2 separate regions of the Mus musculus genome follow, and region 2 is linked to region 1. The links are chromatin contacts, found by Hi-C or POLR2A ChIA-PET in ENCODE. All regions are on one chromosome and are shown on one strand. Each heading gives the region's core, a stretch centred on a gene start or an enhancer-like site at or near the end of the contact. The rest is flanking DNA. Distances are from core to core; before and after follow the strand shown.

The links. A loop is a pair of places that touch in the nucleus more often than their neighbours do. ChIA-PET counts read pairs that join two places held with the same protein, here RNA polymerase II (POLR2A).
Region 2: a map of heart shows a loop between it and region 1 (2.2-fold over the local background). The contact joins the promoter of Prelid3b here to the promoter of Ctsz in region 1. A Hi-C loop is called at or near these places in 3 of 37 maps with a recorded cell type or tissue (T-helper 1 cell, heart and v-Abl transformed pro-B cells). POLR2A ChIA-PET finds 5 or more read pairs at or near these places in 3 of 5 experiments (Patski and embryonic stem cell).

Annotation. Positions count from the first base shown.
Region 1 is chr2:174,436,484-174,441,681 of GRCm38, reverse strand. Ctsz (cathepsin Z) reads left to right here and starts at 2,643. Exons shown (of 6, transcript NM_022325.5): 1 at 2,643-2,932; 2 at 3,354-3,517. The coding sequence starts at 2,784. It also overlaps the pseudogene Rpl30-ps5.
Region 2 is chr2:174,470,272-174,475,743 of GRCm38, reverse strand. It overlaps Prelid3b (PRELI domain containing 3B), which reads left to right and starts at 2,803. Exons shown (of 6, transcript NM_025531.2): 1 at 2,803-2,912. The coding sequence starts at 2,881. Gm38546 (a long non-coding RNA gene) reads right to left here and starts at 2,733. Exons shown (of 2, transcript XR_867090.2): 1 at 2,155-2,733; 2 at 1,635-1,930.

The DNA of each region.
Region 1 (5,198 bases), core at 1,394-3,893:
CAATTTTCTGAGCCTGGGAAAAAGTGAAGCCTCCTAAGCTCGTGGACCTACGAGACAGGGCCAGCGAGGGGAGGTCACATGCCCTCGTGGCATGCCCATCATATCTAAATAGCGTCTGAGTGTTTGCTGTGATGATGCCCAAACATGCTCACAGTACCCCAGGGTTGTCAACACCACATGGCCAGATGAAGATGGTAAGCTCCCTTGTAAACCATCGTGAGACATGAGCGTTCAGTCTGGGGCCCTCCTGTCTGCTGACTCCAGGAAGACTGTAAGCCCTGGAATGTGTGAGTGGACTTTGCACCATCAAGAAGACCCTGGCCTATCTTCCTTCCCCGGCCATCTTATCGGCTGATTTTGGTTGGGGGTTGTCCTGTACCTAAGGCATGAAGATGGTGGCTGCAAAGAAGATGAAAAAGTCTCTGGAGTTGATCAACTCTAGGTTCCAGCTTGTTATGAAAAGTGGAACGTATGTGCTGGGATACAAACAGACTCTGAAGATGATCAGACAAGGCAACGCAAAGTTGGCTGTCCTCACTAACAGCTGCCCAGCTTTGAGGAAATCTGAACTAGAATACTATGTCTAAAACTGCTAGAATATTGGCTAAAACTGGTGTCCATCAGTACAGTGGCACTAATATTGAACTGGGTACAGCGTGTGGAAAATACTACAGCGTATGCACACTGGCTATCATTGACCCAGGTGATTCTGATATTATTAGAAGCACGCCAGAACAGACTGGTGAGAAGTAAACAAGAAAGTTTTCCTTTAATAAAACTTTGCCAGAGAGCCTTAAAAAAAGAAGAAGAAGAAGAAGAAGAAGAAGAAGAAGAAGAAGAAGAAGAAGAAGAAGAAGAAGAAGAAGAAGAAGAAGAAGAAGAAGAAGAAGAAGAAGAAGAAAAGCCGCCCCTGGCTGGCTTCTGGGGGGGGGACGACAACCTCTGTTACTCACAAAATATTTTCAGCTCTTCCTTTCTTCCTTCTTTCCTTCCTTTCATTCATTTTAATTAATTAATTAGCTAATTAACTAATTCAGAAGTTGAGCACACAGACTGCCCTTCCAGAGGGCCAGAGCTCTGTTCTCAGCACCCACATCTATTGGCTCACAGCAGCTTCTAACTCCAGTTCCATGGTGCTGGGTATGCTCTTCCGGCCTCCAAGGACACCCAGACTCATGCACACATATAACATATAGGCACACATAGACGACACATTATTTAAAGTGTATATTTTGTTAATTTTAAAACTCCACTCATTCATTTGCTCGTTATCTGTGCCAGGGATTGAACTTGGGACCGTGAGCACACTGAGTACACACTCTCCCGATAAACGCTGCTGCCCTATTGTGCTCTTCACTAGACCTTGCCTGTGGGATGCCATAGAATCGCCAAGACCAATTGTCCCCTTCCTGCGAGAGAGAGCCCATGTGGAACCCACGTGGGAGGCGACACTCCCCCAGAGTGGACCGAAGGGCTCTAAGGTCAATGCATGGTCACTACTGGGGAGAACTGGCTTAGGGAACTCAGGTCTCTGCCTGGGCCTTGGGAGGCCCTCATTCCTACCAGGCTACTTACCACCCAGCAGAAGGGAGAGGTTGCCATGACCCCCCAGGATGAAAGATTTCAACATACAGATGCCAGTGTTCATTTGCCTCCGTGACTACTTTATAGCAACAGGGAACAAAACTCTTGCGTTGTTAAGGGTAGCCCCAAGTTTGCTTCTGAGGTCTTGTTCTGCTCTCTGACAGGAGGTATCCAGCAGGCTTTTGAGTCTTGTTGGAATCCTGGGTGATCTGGAAAGGCAGGCAGCAAGACAGCCATTATGATTTCTGACTGCCCCTATCCACAGACAGAGGAATGGCTGTAGCCCCACTGGCCATCGCGCATCAGGAATCTCACACCCACCACCTGGAGAGAGCCTGAGATAAAACACCAGGGGATGTTTCTTACAGAAGAAGAGATAGCTTTGTGGCCTGGGACTGCTGACAATAGCTCACGGGGCACAGGGGGAAGGGGAAATTCTCCCATTACGAAACCTAGGCTGGCCAGGTCCCACTTCTTTCTCAGTTCCTCATCTTGGAAGAGTCTGGTTAGCAGGGACCCTTTCCAGAACCCCAGGGACTCACGATATATGTGCCAAGTGAAAAAAAAGAAAAAAAAGAAAAAAGAAAAGAGTAATCCTGGAAGGATCCTTCTCTGTGAAGGAGAGCTGTCTCTTCAGGAAAAGCCTGGGTCTTGGGGGGTGGAGAGGAGGGGCTCAGAAAGCCAGGCTAGAGTCCAATGCTGGGTATGACCCACACCTTCTTCCAGCCTCAGGATATCTCTGTGCGCTCCTAGGGAGACCTAACCTAATGGGACACTGCACCACACTCCAGAGCAGAGAAACAAAAGAATCTGGGCTGAGTGGGCCAATGGAAGCCTGCTGAGCCCTACCCTGCTCCAGGATGCCTGGGTCTCTGAATAGTAAACTTAAGTTTTGCTGTCAGTCCGTGTTATCACAATGGCTGGTGGCACTGTCAGGTCTGGGGTCTGGTTGTGTGACCCCAGGTTCTGCTGATCCGGTTGTTTGATTCCTAGTGAGGCAGATTATCTCCTGGGGGCTGCCGAGCGGGGCGGGGCGGGGGCAGGAGCAGCGGGGAAGGCCCCGCCCTCGGGGTGTGTCCAACTTGGGCGCCTCCTAAAGGACCGGGCGGGGCGTCCCGAGCGCGTGGGCCTGCGGGTCGGGTCAAGAGGTCGAAGGTGCTGCGCGTGATCCAGGATCCGAATTGGCCCGGAGCAGGAGCATGGCGTCGTCGGGGTCGGTGCAGCAGCTGCCCCTGGTGCTGCTGATGTTGCTGTTGGCGAGTGCGGCACGGGCCAGACTCTACTTCCGCTCGGGCCAGACTTGCTACCATCCCATTCGCGGGGACCAGCTGGCTCTGCTGGGGCGCAGGTGGGCGCGGGGCTGTGCCTAGGGAGGAAAAGGGTCAACTTCTAGGCCAGGCGCGCACCCCCTGACACTTGGGACCTTGCCCCATCCTCCCTCATTAGGCCTGGGAAGCACAAATCCCATCCCTTCCTTTTGGGATGATTTTCACATCCGGGGAGCTCTGGGGTTTGCTGGTTTGGGCAGTTCTCGCCTCTACTGCCTTTGTTAGTGAGCATTAGCGTATTTCGGAGATGCTCTGTCACATTCAGCTTCCAATAGTCCTGGGTTCTGCTGGTGGCTCTTCTGGGTCAAGTTCTGAACCGACCACAGTTTGGGAAGAAGGCCAACAGGAGAAATGACTGGATTTGTGGCCCTGGTGGGGGTAGGGAGAGGGGAGGCCCTATGCGTTCCAGAGTTGGTTTCCATTGCCATGATGTCCTCCCAGGACTTATCCTCGGCCGCATGAGTACCTGTCCCCAGCGGATCTCCCCAAGAATTGGGACTGGAGAAATGTGAACGGTGTCAACTATGCCAGCGTCACCAGGAACCAGCACATCCCACAGTACTGTGGTTCCTGCTGGGCCCACGGCAGCACCAGTGCCATGGCAGGTAGGTGGCCTGGCGCTCCATGCTAAGCCTAGGGCAGGGCCAGTATCTTGGCCAGGTGGGTGGCTGCACTTCACCATCCAATCTACCTTTAGGTGAGCCATGATAGCCATAGCCCGGGGCTACAGGGGCCCATGGCCCTGTACCATGATTCAGACTTGGATTTCCCCTCAGCCAGAGTGAGGTGGCTGTGTCATTCTGGAGTTCTCTCCTGTGGGCCTACTAGGGCCTCTGTGGGACAGGCTTGGGCTGGAATCTGGTGACAAGTGGCTCCCAGGAACCTTCCCTTCCTCAGAACTTGTGACTTCAGCCATTGAGAACCATGGGACCGGTGTTGCAAAATCACTGAGTTCACAGTTGGTTTGTGGGGCGTGGAAGTGAAACTGCTTCTCAGTAGCAGCTGGCATTTGAGGTGAACATGTTCCCCAGTACGAAATGGCCCCCCCAGCTCTCTTCTTCGAACCTTAGCCTGGCCGCCCAAGAGTCAAGTAGAAGTTCATTCAGTAGGAAGAGAGAGGCCCCAGAGGGCTGCTGTGCCCTTCCTTGGTAGAGGAAGCAGGAGCCAGGGAGTGCCAATCTACCTGTAGCATGGAGATTCAGCTTTGCCATCCCCAGAGGTGGTTCCTGGAAACCAATGGGGAAGGGAGTCTCCTGCCTGGGAGTGGGACTCAGCCAGTGTCCTCTCTTGATTGGGTATCTTTTTGGCCAAGTCTGTTGTAGGTGGAGCCTAGGTTGAGGATTAAGAAAATGAAATTTCATTACTGAAATGGCAGTGCTCTTGCCCGTAGGGCTTATGTAGGTCTTGCCTGCCAGTTGGCTCTCAGTGCCCAGCCTAGGAAGCCTCTTTCAGGTCGGGAGACTGCGTTGTGAGATGGATGGCAGCTTCAGTTCAGCCCATCAGCCTGGACTCTCTTTTGAGGATGAGGGGTTCCTGTCTGAGGGCAGTCTGTACCCCAGCAGTAGCCAGGGGCAGATGTAGCTGTGGCCCCTCATAGAGCCACCTCTGAGGGCTGGGGCATACTGCTGACTTTTCAGAAAGAGGAAGAAAGAAAGAAGGTGGGCTGACAAGAGGTACTTACCAAGCAGGCAGGGGGTAAGGAGTGGGCAGCCATAGCAGAGGAGTAGAGCAAAGTCCGGGGCGCTTAGGAATGGTGTGGCCAGACTGCTGTTGGGGAAGCGAAAGGCCCCTCTCAGCAGAGCATAGTGTGGGGTGAGTGTGACATGGAGTGGGAAAGATCCTTGGGTCTCTGGATCGAGTTAAACGAGGAGGGTGTAGAACATTGCAGGATCAGGAGAGATGGCCAGAGGCTGTTGGGCCTACCCCTCTTGGGTGGGCACTAGGCCCTACCGAGGTTGTATCTTCCCAGTTGCTACAAGGCAGTGTCCTTGGGGAAAATGGCTGCTTCGTTCTTTTCTTCTTCTTCTTCTTCTTCATTTTTTTTTTTTTTTTTTTTTGGTTTTTCGAGACAGGGTTTCTCTGTGTAGCCCTGGCTGTCCTGGAACTCACTTTGTAGACCAGGCTGGCCTTGAACTCAGAAATCCGCCTGCCTCTGCCTCCCGAGTGCTGGGATTAAAGGCGTGCGCCACCACGCCCGGCTCCGTTCTTCTTAAGTCCCCGACATCTTCGTCAGTAGCAGTCAGAGCCTTGCTTCCTCTTTCGATGAGTAGACATCAGAGAGGACTT
Region 2 (5,472 bases), core at 1,554-4,053, 34 kb before region 1:
GCTCAAGCTCCAGCTATGGCCACCCTGGGAGGAACAGAGATGAAGGTTCTAGCCCTCTAATCGGTCTTTCCCAGGTCTGGCTCCATCCCGAGGCTAGTATGATCCTATTTATATCATATTACCATCCTCACTGTGAGTCAGGAAATCACAAGAGCTCAGGAGTTCTGCAACAGAAACCAGGGACAAGTACCAAATACATATATTATTACGGTAGTGGCTTCTTATTCTCTGGGATGTGATTCAAGGCCCACGGTGGATTCCTAGAACCATAGATAAGAAGTGTACACAGCACAGCCCCCCTGGATGGTTTACATCAGTGGGTGTTGTACACAGCACAGACACTCTGCAGGGTGTGTCCAGAACGACAGGGGAGACTGAGCTGCAACAAGACTTCATCACACCACTCGGAATAGTATACAACATTAATCTCATGAATTATTGACTTCTACAGTTTTTCATTTAATATCTACAGTAGACCATGGATGGTTGAAGAATTATGGAAAACAAACCTACAGATAAAGGTGGATTATTGTATACCACACTGATCCAAAAAATTTAAGTAACTTTAAGATAAATTTAAATTTTATCAGATGAAATAATGATGCAAAGTATGACAAGTGGAGGGCGATTGAGCGAAGCTTCGAAATCAACGGATCAGAGGCCCAGTCAGAGTCAGAGCCAGAAGCAGGGCTTGTCATTGAGGCCCATTCACACCAGCTCCTCCTCACAGTCCATGGTCTCCCCGACATAGAGCCTTCTCTTTGGGTATCTTGTGGTTTTCTCTTGACTTGTCGTTTGTCCCCCACCAGTTGTGAAGTTCCTGGCAGGCGGGAGTCACAGGTGCCATCCCTGGGGCAGACTCAGGAGATCCAGTCACCGTATTCCAAATCAAGTCAATGTCCTAATGACTTCTCTCTCAATAAAAGGAACCATTACTAACATGACTCTTAAGGGTCTAAACACCTTGTTTTGCATCCTCAGTGAGCCTCTTAGTGTGTCCCTAGGAGGCAGTGATAGAAGGAAGACCTTGTTTTCCAAACCCCAAAGAGTTATTAGCATTTTTTAGTACAGGGAGACACAGAAAAGACCATCGGACCCCAGACATCCACCCACCTAACGATCCATCCCCATCACTCCAGATGAAGGAAGCAAAATCAGTAGACTGGTACAGTCATGTTTTGGAGAGCAATGGAAAAGAAGTAAGTTTTCTGGTATGACTTTGACAAAGAAAAAATCTTGAACTGGGGGCAAAGAAAGAAAAGAGAAAAGAGGAAGAGGAGGAGGAGGAGGAGGAGGAGGCAGAGGAGGCTGGCCAGCTAGCTGGTGAACAGCTTCATGAAGCTCTAGGGCAGCAGGGACTGACTGTTCTGTAGTGACTGCACTAGAGCCAGTAATACACAGCACTAACTTCACATCTTAACAAAGGCTGGGGCCCTCTCAGCAGCCCTTAAAACATTATCTCCCCAAGAAATCACTCAAAGTACTGAATATATATATATATAATCCCCCAGGTAAAACAAATTACACTTAGCAGCTACCAACCATATTATTTCCTTCCTGTCTAATATAATTTTTCTATCTTTTAAAATATAAACTGCTTTGGCTATTTTAAAAAAAAAAATGATCCACCCTCCTAAATTAACCTGGCTTTATTTGTTTTTAACAATTGAACAAACTAGGGACAAAGGGTAATTCTAAGTAGCTCTTTAAGTACCGAGATGCAAAGATTTTCCTCCAACTGTCATTTCAAAAGGCAAATTGTTCTGTCGGGAGGCACAGGATGCGGGGAACAGGGTGCGCAGAGGTGGGAAGCTACACCTGAAACCCAAGCCAAGCAGTTCGTCCATCTTACCCGGCACATCTCTGAATAGAACCACATGCCATCCGCTCCTGCCCCCTCACTTCTTAGTCATTCTCTCACGAATGTCATCTGTAATTATTAGGTACAGGGAGGAAATCACTGAACAAGCCTAGCAAGAGCCTCACCCTCACGTGCCTACAGACTAGAAGTCAAGCAGATAAACTAAATGGCCTAATTAATTCATTCCTCAAATAACTATTTCATTTTCAATAACCTTTAAACCCCTGCTATCCAGAGGTGCTGAGTGCCATGATGGAGACAGGCCAGGGCTGGCTTTCTGGGGGATGACTTACAATGGGAGCTAACAGATAAACAAGATGACTCCAGAGTGGTAATTGCTGAGGAATATGTAACAGGAAGTTGTGGAGGCACAGGAGGGCGTGGGCATCACTGAGAAATGGTGATGGAGATGACCTATGACCGTAGAGCAATTGGTCCAGCCCTGTCTGGGTGGCCTGTTCCACCAAGGGTAACCAACCCTGGGCTGGCAAGGGCACGGGTGCTGATTGAAACCACCCCTGTCCCGCCACCCCACTGCTTAGATTGAAGAGGTGGGACTAACTCTCTAAGACCACACCACAAAACCGTACTCTGGCAAACGCCGCCAGGCTCAGCCACATCCAATGAGAACTTTAGACACATATCAGCAACCCGCCAAACCAGCCAAAAAGTCCCGCCGCCAAGGCCCGCGCATGCGTAGTGCGGCGCCGGCCGGCCGCCTCACTTTTCGGCTCTGCGCCGGCGCACTGAGCCTTCACGAAGGAGGGACTTGATTGCGCCGAGCATGGGGGGCGGGGCTTGGTTGCTCTGAGCCAAGAAGACTGGGCAGGACTGCGCCGCGGGGCGGAGCCAAACCCGGCTTGGCTAGGCCGCGGGATGGCACTTCCGGGCGTCCTAGCGCCTGGCTCGACGGCGCCTGCGCGCTGCGAGGCCGGCCGGCCGGGACGGGGCGGGGCCGGCGAACTTCTGTGCCTCACTGTCCCCGGACACTGAGGGACACCGGGCAGGCAGCTGGCACCATGAAGATCTGGACTTCGGAGCACGTCTTTGAGTGAGTGTGGGTGCGGCGCCCGCCTCCGGCGCCCTCGGGGAACTTCCTGGCGTCGGGTGTAGCGAGACAAGCGGAGCTCGGGACTCGGGGGGATCGCCAAGGTCACGACCCCGACCCGAGCTAGGGCTCCCTGTCCCCAGGCCTGGGAATTCCTCCCACACCGTCGCCACTGACGGAAGACAAGAGCGGGCCGTCGAGCCTGATCCGGAAGTGACTCCAGGGGTCACAGAGCACGAGGCCCGAGGGCTTCACAGGGTTTTGGGGTGTCCTGAGCGCCGACGTATCCAGGGTATCCTGGAGTTTCCTGACTGATACCTGACAGACTCACCGGGACCTGACTGAACCCCGACGGCTTGTGGTGGCTGGAGTGCCCTGACTGATACCTGACAGACTCACGGTGTCGTGGCTGAACCCCAGTGATGGCATGATGGCCTGAGTGACCTGGGTTGTTCTGACTGAAATCCCCCATGTTATAGCGCCCCTCACCCCCACGGACATCTAGAAAGCTGGCCACCCACGTGGAGTGTCTTCCTGTTGGTCTCAGCTCATGCTACCATGATGCCAAACATTGATGACAGTCAATCTGGAGAGCAGATCTCTTGATTTCTTGATCAAGATCTCTTGATCTAGAGACCAGGGCCTGCTCTTGCAGATAATTTGTCACCTCTGTTTCCTATTCCTCTCAGCCATGACAGCTGACTGATAGCCAGTGTCTGCTATCACATCCAGTCACAGCTTTATGGTTCTCTGAACTTATAGTGGGAAACAGGATCAGAGTCAGTGGGGTGTTGGGAATTATACCACCCAGGTTCATGGTGCCACACACAAGAACAACAGAGCTTTCTACCTAAATAACTGGTTTACGCCTTGTTCCAGCCCTCCTTTCTGACTGATTTATTGTGCTCTATTCTACAATGTCATCTTGTCATAGTTATTGTTGACTTACATCCGAAACCACTTCCAGATGATCTGAGCTCCTTCACTCACTTGGCCAATGTTGCCACACTGTTTTAATAGTATAGCTTTATGGTGCCTTTTAATCTACAAATGCCAATCCTGATTACTGAGGGTAATTGTAAAAGAAGTTTTACATAGTAGATCATATCTGAGTACCTGCTGTGTCCCAGAAAGGACAAACTACTAGAACTAGAAGGGACTCTCAACGTTTGTACCACTTCTGGGACTGAGGGGCTGTGGTCCTTAGGATGCTGTCTGTTTCAGAACAAGGGGTTCTGGACCCCAGTCCTCTTCTACATCTGAATGCTTTGCTTCAGAGCTGTTGGCCCAAAGTGTCATCCTTAGAACTTAGAACTTGTTCCTCCCTTACGGTTCTCTACATCTATACTCTTTCCTCGGCTTGCCTCCCCCCTCACCCCCCCTACCCCAACCCTTGGATCCATCCCTTCCCTTTCCTAACGGCATGTGTTCAATGAAAGTCGGTCGTTGGTGATCCTAGTCTATTTTTGCCACAGACCTCTGGAGTAGATGAAAGCTGAAGGACCTGTCTTCTAGAAGATAGATACACAACTGCTCCCTGGGAGGAGCCCAGCAGTGCCTTGTATCCAGACCGGTTGGGCCACCCAAAGTCCCAGCCTACATGCACTTTGGCACCAGGATCTGTATGTCAGCCAGGATGGTGCTGCATGCCTGTAACCCTAACAGTTTGGGAGCCTGAGACAGGAGAATTCCCATGAATATCAGGCTAGCCTGAACATCCGGGTACACAGTGTGTGCTGGGCAGCCAGGACAGCATAGCAAGGCCACATCTCAAAACAGTAACAGAGACAGAAGCGCACTGAACTTCCCACTTCGCCTCCTGAATTGCAGTCTTGATGTCTTGCTTCCTTTTTCAGGGTTCCATCTTGAGAACATTGCTCTCTCAAGCAGGACTCTAGGTCATTCCTCATCCAACCTAGCTTGGATTTTTTTGGGCACTGTCTTCTTGAGAAGCCCTGATTAACCAGTCACTACCAAAGCTGCTTGGTATGTTTTTAGTCTCACTCCACCGATTTCCATACTGTCTGTGTCCTTGCTTTCTGAAGATGGATTTCAAACTCTACATATTGTATAAGTGAGCCTTAATTTGTTTTTAATCTCAAGCCCTATTCCACAGTCAACAAAGGTCTGTAAGTAGAAGCTTCATAAATCTAAACAGTCCCCAAATGGCAGTGATATAGGCCAAGGCCTCTTCTTGTCACTATGGCAACTATCTAAAATGAAAATCAGAGGAGGCCCTTCTTGGTCCCTCATCCAATCAGGAAGCATGGTTAGCTACCGACCATGCACTTATCTCCTCCCCCATTCTGAAAATTAATAAACATCCTGGGGCCACCGTGCCTTATTGTGGTTTTTCCATATCTCTTCTCTTCAGGCCAATAGGGAAACATCACTGTTGACCTAGCTCAAGCTTCACCAAGGGCAGATACATGATAGCTCGTGTCCCCGCAGTTAGGTTTATCTGCATTAACATAGCATCACTATGTGAAGAAGACCCTGGCCACAGCTGACTGGCCTGTCCAATCTCACTCCTGTAATGGGAACACTGGTAACTGACAGAAGT